2 separate regions of the Homo sapiens genome follow, and region 1 is linked to region 2. The links are chromatin loops, found by intact Hi-C in ENCODE. Cell type or tissue: MCF 10A. All regions are shown on one strand.

Region 1 (5,000 bases), 54 kb before region 2:
GCCCGATTTGCCAGTCTGTCTCTGACACCGTCACAACTCTCACCTAACTCATACCTACTAGAAAACTCTGGCGACTGGCCAGGGGCCGAGGCTCATGCCTGTAAATCCCAGCACTTTGGGAGGCTAAGGTGGGCGGATCACCTGAGATCAGGAGTTCAACACCAGCCTGACCAATACGGTGAAACCCTGTCTCTACTAAAAAATACAAAAATTAGCCGGGTGTGGTGGTGCACACCTGTAGTCCCAGCTACTCGGGAGGCTGAGACAGGAGAATCACTTGAACCCAGGAGGCGGAGGTTGCAGTGAGCCAAGATTGCACCACTGCACTCCTGCCTGGGTGACAGAGACTCTGTCTCAAAGAAAAAAAAAACCCAGAACAAAAAAAATACAAAAATTAGTCAGGTGTGGTGGTGTGTGCCTATAGTCCCAGCTACTCAGGAGGCTTGGGACAGGAGGATGCTTGAGCCCAGGAGTTTGAGGTTACAGGGAGCTATGACTATACCACTGCACTCAAGCAAGACATTGTCTCTAAAAATAAATAATGAAGCCCCAAAGACCCTGATCCTAGCATAACTTGCTCCCAGCTTGGGGTGTTCTCTCCCACTACCTCCATCTTCACTGTGGTAACTCCTACTTATCCTTCATGACCTGGGTTAAGTGTCCCCTGTCCCCCATCCCTTCCCCCCACCACAGAGAGGCCACCCCTAACCTACAGACCAAGTGGGTTCATGTTATGGTCTCTGGAAACATCATTCACCTCTTAGTGGCACTCAAAATAACTGTACCTTGATGTTTAGTGGATGTGAGTATTAATGTCTCCTAGACCTACACTGTCCAGTATGGCAGCCGCTTGCCACATGTGGCCAAGAAAGTTGTCCAAGCGAGATGTGCTGATCATATAAAATACACACGAGACTTCAAATGCTTAGTATGAAAAAAATGTAAAACTCTCAATGATTTAAAAATACTGGCCGGGCGCGGTGGCTCACGCCTGTAATCCTAGCACTTTGGGAGGCTGAGGCAGGTGGATCATGAGGTCAGGAGATCAAGACCATCCTGGCTAACACGGTGAAACTCCGTCTCTACTAAAAATACAAAAAATTCTCCGGGCGTGGCGGCGGGCGCCTGTAGTCCCAGCTACTCGGGAGGCTGAGGCAGGAGAATGGCGTAAGCCCGGGAGGCGGAGCTTGCAGCGAGCCGAGATCGCGCCACTGCACTCCAGCCTGGGCTACAGAGTGAGACTTCGTCTCAAAAAAAAAAAAAAAAAGAAAATTGATTACTTGTTGAAATAATACTTTGGATATATTGGGCTAAACAAGATGCATATTTAAAATCAATTCTAGCCAGGCACGGTGACTCATGGTTACAATCCCAGCACTTTGGGAGGCCGAGGCGGGCGGATCACCTGAGGAGCTCAAGGCCAGCCTGACCAATATGGTCAAAAATTAGCCAGGCATGGTGGCGGGTGCCTGTAATCCCAGCTACTTGGGAGGCTGAGACAAGAGAATTGCTTGATCCCAGAAGGCAGAGGTTGCAGTGAGCTGAGATGGCACCATTGCACTCCAGCCTGGGCAACAGAGTGAGACTCTATCTCAAAAAAACAAACAAAAAAATTCCACCTTAATTTTAATAGCAAAAAAATTAATTTCTTTTTGCTATTAAAGTAGCTGGCAGAAAATTAAAAATTACCTACGTGCTCACATTTTATTTATTTATTTTTATTTTTATTTTTTGAGATGGAGTCTCACTCTGTCGCCCAGGTTGGAGTGCCGTGGTGCAATCTCGGCTTACTGCAATCTCCTCCTCCCGGATTCAAGCAATTCTTCTGCCTCAGCTTCCTGAGTAGCTAGGATTACAGGCACGTGCCACTACACCCGGCTAATTTTTTTTTTTTTTTTTAGTAGAGACAGGGTTTCACCATGTTGGTCAGGCTGGTCTCAAACTCCTGACTTCGTGATCCACCCGCCTGGGCCTCCCAGAGAGCTGGGATTACAGTTGTGAGCCACCGTGCCCAGCCGATCACATTTTATTTTTATGGACAGTATCCAGACAGCCTGTCTGCTACACAAGGGCAGGACTGGCTCTGTTTCACTTATTCTTTTACCTCCAGTAGCCTGATCCAGGGCCTGGATGAATGAACACCTCTTGAACATATGAATAAAAGGCCAGTCCTGGGCACTTTTCTGATCCCAGAACTCTTCTCCTCTTAACTGCCCACTGCCTCTGAGTACTCAGCAGCACCCATACACAGTGGGAACAGCCTGGTCTTCCTGTTCCCAAAGAATGGCCTTAGCCTGCTGTGTGAAGCTGAAGGTGATCATAGAGTATCCACCAGGTGCCGGCACCTAGGGTGTCTTTTACATATATTATCCTTTCATCCTTGCAATCTTGGAGGTAAATACTGTTATTACTGCAGATATAGATAAGGAAAACAAGGGCCGGGCGTGGTGGCTCATGCCTGTAATCCCAACACTTTGGGAGGCCAAGGCCAGCGGATCACTTGAGGTCAGGAGTTTGAGACCAGCCTGGCCAATATGATGAAATCCCGCCTATACTAAAAATACAAAAAATAGCCAGGCCTGGTGGCGTGCGCCTGTAGTCCCAGCTACTCAGGAGGCTGAGGCAGGAGAATTGCCAGGAGGTGGAGGTTGCAGTGAGCCAAGATTGTGCCACTGCCCTCCAGCCTGGGTGACAGAGCGAGACTCAAAAAAATAAATAAATAAATAAAAATAAGGAAAACAAGGCTCAGAGAGATAAAGTAATTTGCCCAAGATCACACAGCTAGTAAAGTGGCCGAGTCAGCATTTGAAACAAAGTCTGCTGGATTCCAAAGCCAGTGGCCTTAATATCCATTACCAAGGCCGATAAGTGCCCTGGAAGATATATGGGAGGTCCTCTTACTTCTGATGAGGAACCTGAGACTCAGCGAGGTCAAAGGATTTGTCCAGGCTTGTAAAGCTGGGAAGAGAGCCAGGATTCTCACTCAGGCTCCTCCTAATTCTCAAGCCCATGCCTGTAGTCTTGATACTACAAGATGACCACACCTCTCACCAAAATCAGCCTCAGGGAGGGGAGGGTAGCCTCACCTTGAACCTTTATCTAAATCTCTCTGGGGACAAAGGTGCTCCTTCACATTCCATGAGCTGCTGATTTCCTTGCTCTACAAGTGTCACAATCGCCAGCGCGGTTACAAGTGGGGCTGTGGCTGAGCAAGGTGTCCTAGCAGTCCTGTCCCTGCTACCCCCTCCCCTCCACAGCGACAGGGCTAAAGACTGGGGGAAATTCAGACTGTCCCTCCCTGTGTAGCACTTGAGGCAGGTCACCCTGGTGAGTTTCCCACTGATGAAATGACTTGCATCCTGGTGAAATCTGAGAGAGATGGTTTAAAATAGTGCAGGTGATCGCCCCGTCAAGGTAGCTGTGCAGGAGACTGTGAGGAACAGAACATCGTCTCGGGGACAATAACCATTCAGAGCAGTGGTTCTCAACTGCCCACCAGGGAACATCTGTAATCTCTGGAGACATCTGTGGTTGTCACAACTTGACGGGGGGGTGCTCCTGGCATCCAGTGGGTAGAAGCCAGGGATGCCACTAAACATCCTACCAGGCTCAGGACCGCCCCCACAACAAAGAGTGATCCAGCCTAAACATTAACATGCCCGGCTTGAGAAACTGTTCTAGGGCAACCTTTGGAGACCCCTCACCTCCATCAGCCAGACTGGCTCGCCATTTGGCAGGGGTGCCTTGATGGGATGTATCTGTGTTGCAGGAGGGAGGGAAGATGGGACAGGGACAGGGAAGATGGGCCAACTGGATCCTAAGGTCCTTTACAAATCAGGTCACTTTACTGTCCTGCTCAAAACCTTCCACAAGTTTCCTACTGCTCCTATTACAAAATACAGACTCCTCCTTCTGGTGGCCTACAGGGCGCAGCCCTGGCTCCCCTTCCAGCCCACTCACTGTCTCCCTGCTACTCCCTCCTCTGCGGCCACACTGGTCAACCTTCCTTTTCCTAAACACAAGGGGCCTTTGCCCTTGCCATTCCCTCTACTCAGAATGCTCCTCCTCAGCTCTCCACAGGGTTGGCTCCTCCTTACCTTCCAAGTCTCCTCAGAGGAGCCGGCCCTGACCACCCAGTCAGAAGTGGCTGTACCCTTCCCAATACCAAAGCTGTCTTCTATCACACTAACTTGTTCTCTTCATAGCTGCTAGAATGTAAGTTCCACAAAGGCAGGCTTTTTGCTGGTTTTGTCCACTGTATCCCAACTGCTGACAATAGTGCTGGTATACTTTTTTTTATTTTTGAGACAGAGTCTTGCTCTGTTGTCCAAGCTGGAGTGTAGTGGTGTGATTACGGCTCACCGCCCTCGACCTCCTGGGCTCAACTGATCCTCCTACCTCAAACTCCCTCCCAGGTAGCTGGGACTATGGGTATACACCACCACACTTGGCTAATTTTTGCATTTTTTGCAGAGACAGGGTTTCACCATGTTGTCCAGGCTGGTCTCAAACTCCTGGGCTCAAGTGATCCGCCCACTTCAGCCCCCCAAAGTATTAGGATTACAGGCATGAGCCAACACGCATGGACCAGTGCCAGAATATTCTAATTACTTGAAACATTTTACCTGTATTTTTATATGAATTTTTTTGTTTTGTTTTGTTGGAGACAGAGTCTCACTCTGTCGCCCAGGCTGGAGTGCAGTGGTGTGATCTCAGCTCACTGCAACCTGTGCCTCCCGGGTTCAATCAATTCTCCTGCCTCAGCCTCCCGAGTAGCTGGGATTACAGGCGCACACCATCACACCTAGCTAATTTTTGTATTTTTAGTAGAGACAGGTTTCCACCATGTTGGTCAGACTGGTCTCAAACTCCTGACCTTAGGTGGTCCTCCCGCCAGCCTCCCAAAGTGCTGGGATTACAGATGTGAGCCACTGTGCCTTCCCTGAAAATTTTTAAAAACTATTTTATTGTCTACCTCTCGAAGTAGAATAGAAATGAGG
Region 2 (5,000 bases):
CACTCACCTTAGCCTCCCAAAGTGCTGGGATTATAGGCGTGAGTCACTGTGCCGGGTCGAGCGTTGTTTTTAAAAATGGAAGGAATGGAAGCTGGGCATGGTGGCTCATGCCTGTAATCCCAGCACTTTGGGAGGCCGAGGCGGGCAGGTTGCTTTGAGCTCACGAGTTTGAGACCAGCCTGGGCAACATGGCGAAAATTTGTCTCTACTGAAAATACAAAAAAATTAGCCAGGCGTCATGGCACACAACTGTGGTTCCAGCTATTTGGGACGCTGAGGCAAGAGGATGGGTTGGGCCTGGGAGGCAGAGGTTACAGTGAGCCCAGATCGCACCATTGCACTCCAGCCCGGGCGACAGAGTGCGACTGTGTCTCAAAAAAAAAAAAAAAAAAAAAAGAGAAGGAATGAATTAGCATGAATGAGAAAGGCATGATCTGCAGTGAGTTACCGCATGGTCAAAGACAGTGGATACCAACCCACTTGCAGAGAGAAGCTCAATCAGCCCAGTGCTTTTGGCAAACTATGGCTGCCACCCCGTCATCGTCATCTGAGCTCACTGTGAGTTGCCCTTCAGGCCCTGCCTCTGACCCTGCCATCTCTGGAGAGCCCTCTTTGCAAGCCCAAGCCTGGGCTCCCCATCTCAGAACCATGTGCATACTTGTCCTGGAATTATTTTTTTGCCTGTGGCTCCTGGAGGGCAGGGGGCTATCTGGCATACACCTGCATTGCAGCAGTTGCTAAATCAATGAACAAATACCAAGTCTTTCCCGATCTAACTTCTTTTTTGTTTTTGAGACTTGTCTAGCTCTGTTGTCCAGGCTGGAGTGCAGTGGTGCAATCTCGGCTTACTGCAACCTCCACCTTCCGGGTTCAAGCAATTCTCCTGCCTCAGCCTCCTGAGTAGTTGGGATTACAGGCCTGCACCACCACGCTCGGCTGATTTTTTTGTATTTTTAGTAGAGACAGGGTTTCATCATGTTGGGCAGGCTGGTCTTGAACTCCTGACCTCAAATGATCTGCCCGCCTCAGCCTCCCAAAGTGCTGGGATTACAGGTGTGAGCCACTGCACCCGGCCCTCACGATCTACCTTAAGAGTGGTGGTAGTTGTAGTGGCAACTCCATCTGGGGGATGAGAGAAGGAGTAGGCTGCGTTTTGGGGGTGGCTTGCCAGCGAAGAGGAGAGACTATTAGCAACGAAAGGAGTGGCCAGGGTGAACGCCAAGCATTTTCCTGACTGGGGAGCTATGGGTTTGTTTAAAGGCAGGGCTGGGTGAGGGGTGAAAAGAGCGAGGAGGAGAGATGGCTGGTGCTGGACTGGAGTGAAAGGCATCTGAGGAGCCAGGAGACAGGATGGGGAGGGAGAGGAGTTAGCCTAGGACAGGACAGGATAACACTTCTTTGAAGACTGGCGGGCATGAGGAAAGGAAGGGGAGGGATTCGGGAATGACCTGGCGGTTCTCAGTCGACTGGGAGAAGATATGGAAGAGGGCCAAGCGGGGATTGGCTGCTGTTGGGATGGGGAGTGGGGCCGGGAGCGCACAAGGGAAGGTCGAGGATGGGAAAGGGGGTGTGGGGGAAGAAATACTCACAGGGGATCGGAAGGCCCCGCGGCAACTTCGGGTAAGTCTTGGTTCAGTCCTAGAGAGGAATCCGAGGGGAAAGTCTGATTGGACCCACAGCCCGCTGTGAGGACGGGGTACTGTGGGGATGCGGGAGGAGGAGCAGTTGGGAAGTAGGAGCGCCAGGGACTGGATCCATCTGGAAAGGGGGCAGACACGCTCTCAGGATCAGGGTAGAGACCCTCTAGGAAGGGGGCGTTCTGAGACGGGGGTTGTCTGGAGCACTGGATGGGAGTCTTTGGAGGTGATTTCTGGGAAGGGAGAGTCTGGGGCAGGGCTGTGAGGAGTCAGGAAAGAAACTGTGGAGTCCGTTCCTCGCCCACCTCCTGAGCCCTGGGGTCCGAGGCCCCCGGATCAGGGGGTTCAATGGCGCAAGAGGGTCCAGCGCGGGAGTCGGAGAGCGACCTCTCAGGTGCACCGGGCCAGGAACTCTGACCCGGAGTGTGAACTGGCGCACAGAAAGCTGCGCGCGCACCCAAGGAAAGCCGGCCCCGCCCCTCTCCCGAGGTGGGCGGGGACAGCGGTTGCGTGCGCAGCTTTTGTTGTGACGCCACAGGTCCCTCTGGCCACGCCGCTGCATAGCCACGCCCCCTTCCGCTTCATATTTCTCATTGACCAATGGGCTTTGATCTTTGAGGCCACGCCCCCATTCTGCGCTCCAGTATCGCCCTGGTTACGCCTCCTCTGGCTCCGTCGCACAGCTGCGCGGTGGCTGACTGACTTCCGCAGTGGTTGCCGGGATCGCGCTGATGTGGCCCCAACCCCGCCTCCCTCCCCGCCCCGCGATGTCGGAAGAAACCCGACAGAGCAAATTGGCCGCAGCGAAGAAAAAGGTAAAGTGCACCGGGTCGCGGCCCCCCGACCCAGCCCCAGCCCCACTCCGATGGCAGGACCATGGCCAGAGTCTCTGCCACTCCTGAGGCACACCGGGCTGGGCTCCCCACGGCGCGTCCGGGCTCCCTCCACCAAAGTCTTGTCAGCCAGCCCCGCCCCCTCAGCCGCCCAGCCCCCGCCCTCGCCAGTCGCCCCCGGGTGACTTTGGGCTGGTGCTCCCGGGGCTCCCCGCTCCAGACTCGGCCCTCACCTCCTGCCCCCCGAAGTCCGACCTCCCTGGGCTCTTTGGGCTGGCGTCTCCAAGGACCTAGGACCCCAGCAATTCAGCCCCTGCCCTCGCCAGTGACTTTGGGCCCGTGACTCCCGGGGCCCCCCGCTCCAGACTCGACCCTCACCTCCTGCCGCCCCAAACCGGACCTCCCGGGGTTCTTTGGTCTCGGGTCTCCAAGGACCTGGGTCCTGGCCCTGCGGTCCCCTCCCCCATCGCGGAGCGGCGACTTGGACGTCGCGCTGATGTTCCCCCTAGGAGTGGAATGTAGTGACGTCACAATCCCCCTCGGAACCGTAATTAGTTGCGCGAGACCAGTCTTTGATCTTAGGACCCAGTCCCCTAAGTGTTCTCATCCCGCTTCTGGTTCCTCTGGTCACAGCATAAATTTCCAGCTGGAAGGGGATTGGGGACTATGGGACCTAGGAGGGAGAGGTTTCAGGCTGCCTTACACCCTTAACATAGACATTGACAGTGTGAAAAGCCTACACTTCACCCGTGAACTGAAAACATTGGCAGTATCTCTGGGTGGCAATGTGAGAACGGGATTGGTTTGGTTTTCCCCCAGGCTTCTACTCTCCAGAGAGACTTTAACATTTTTTTCTGACTTCTCCACCTCATATTCGAATTCTCCATGGTTCTGGGACCAGAGTGCCCTTCAGTGGTCTCTGGAATGAGATCTGCTTATCTTCTGTGGAACAGGTCTTGGGAAACTGAACTTGACAGCTTGAATCTTCCTCATATCATCTCAACCTGGGGTACTTGGAGTGCCACAGGATAAATACGGGGCATCTTTCTGAAGCATCAGTCTCCCTTTATTCTCTTGAGAGAGAAAAAACATTAATGTACTTAGGGATGACAGTCACATAAATTTCTAAGAGTATACCAGACTTTTCTCTGAAATGAGGCTTGGGTTGTCCTCTTTCTGTTAAATTCCCAGGTTCAACAGAAAGGCTGCCTTCTGCCATGTGGATACATTGATGTAAAAGTTTGAGAGGCATTGGTGCATTTCTTAACATTACCAAACGTGTGAGGATGTATGACTCTAAACCACACAGTGTACAGTTCCTGCCGACTTAATGTTCCGGCCCACATTTTAAGATACATATTTATTTTTAGAGAGGGGGTGTCACTGTGTTGCCCAGTCTGACCTTGAACTCCTGGCCTTAAGTAATCCTCCTGCCTTAGCCTCCCAGGTAGCTGGGACTCCAGGCTTGACTTCTCCACCTCATATTTGAATTCTCCTTGGTGGAGTGGAATGTAGTGATGTCGCAGTCCCCCTCGGAACCGTAATTAGTGCGTGAAACCAGCTTTTGATCTTAGGACCCAATCCCTAAGTGTTCTCATCCCGTTTCTGGGATGAGAGGTGGAAAAGTACCTCTGCCTCTGGTTTTGGCCCCTGGCAGCTGCTGATTTGTGGCAAAACCCCAGAGCTTGGAGTCAGAAGACTGAGTTTAAGTTCAATTCTTGCCTTTTTTAAGCCATGGTATCAATCCCTCTCAGTCACTAAGTGATTGTGACAAGAACTTGTGGAGTTGTTAGTGGCATTAAATCAGATGGTATATAAGAGTATTTTGGAAAAATTGTAAAGTAGGATGTAACTGTGGGGGCTTGTAGATCTCATGAATATTATTGCTCTTCTTTTCCACAGTTGAGAGAATATCAGCAGAGGAATAGCCCTGGTGTTCCTACAGGAGCGAAAAAGAAGAAGAAAATAAAAAATGGCAGTAACCCTGAGACAACCACTTCTGGTGGTTGCCACTCACCTGAGGATGTGAGTCTTGGATGGCCAGGCTCCTGGGGACAGGGGGCCCAAGGGGCAGTAGAGGGTAATTGTTATGATTGTGGAAGAACTGTTGGGTACTGATTAAGAGTTCTGGGTTTGTATCCTACCTGTCCATCTGCTAGGGATGTGATTTAGGGCAAATTGCTTGAGCTTTTTGGGCCTCTCTTTTCACAACTATAAAGTATTGTTTTACTTACACTTGTGAAGTTTAAATGAGATTTGTTATTGTTGTTTTTATGTTAATCCCTAGTACAGGGCCTGCTGTCCTAAACACCCAGGACACCCAGGAAATGGTAGTTGCTGTTTCATTTTCCTCATCTCCAGTCTCAAAGGGAAGCCAGGCCAATGAGAACAGCTACTTGCCATCAGGCTATCCCTTTAGGAGTCACTGAAAGGGCCCCAGGGTGTGGTGAGGAGAGTCCCAGGTGCTAGGATTAGGGGAAGATCTAACTTTTGAGTTCATCTTTGCCACCAGCTTGCTGCGTGACCACAG

What was found. Hi-C counts contacts between places; a loop is a spot of excess contacts. Peaks named below come from ENCODE experiments on the same cell type or tissue, not always from the same donor. Only the 100,000 strongest peaks of a DNase experiment are listed, where the experiment ranks them.
Region 1: it touches region 2 in a loop (18-fold over the local background); 33 of 110 quality-filtered maps call a loop at or near these places.

What each region holds. Positions count from the first base shown.
Region 1 is chr9:128,327,106-128,332,105 of GRCh38, reverse strand. All of the region lies in intron 4 of COQ4 (coenzyme Q4), which reads right to left. Among named protein-coding and RNA genes, the nearest start is that of COQ4, 6.8 kb to the right of the region's middle. In MCF 10A, no CTCF peak of the experiment used is centred here; a DNase peak (open chromatin) is centred at 2,965.
Region 2 is chr9:128,273,345-128,278,344 of GRCh38, reverse strand. It overlaps GOLGA2 (golgin A2), which reads left to right and starts at 2,338. Exons shown (of 27, transcript NM_001366244.2): 1 at 2,338-2,452; 2 at 4,373-4,495. The coding sequence starts at 2,369. It overlaps SWI5 (SWI5 homologous recombination repair protein), which reads right to left and starts at 2,069. Exons shown (of 5, transcript NM_001318089.2): 1 at 1,943-2,069; 2 at 1,590-1,638. The coding sequence starts at 2,004. RefSeq lists enhancers at 1,835-1,964, 2,825-2,874 and a silencer at 2,565-2,674. In MCF 10A, no CTCF peak of the experiment used is centred here; a DNase peak (open chromatin) is centred at 2,234.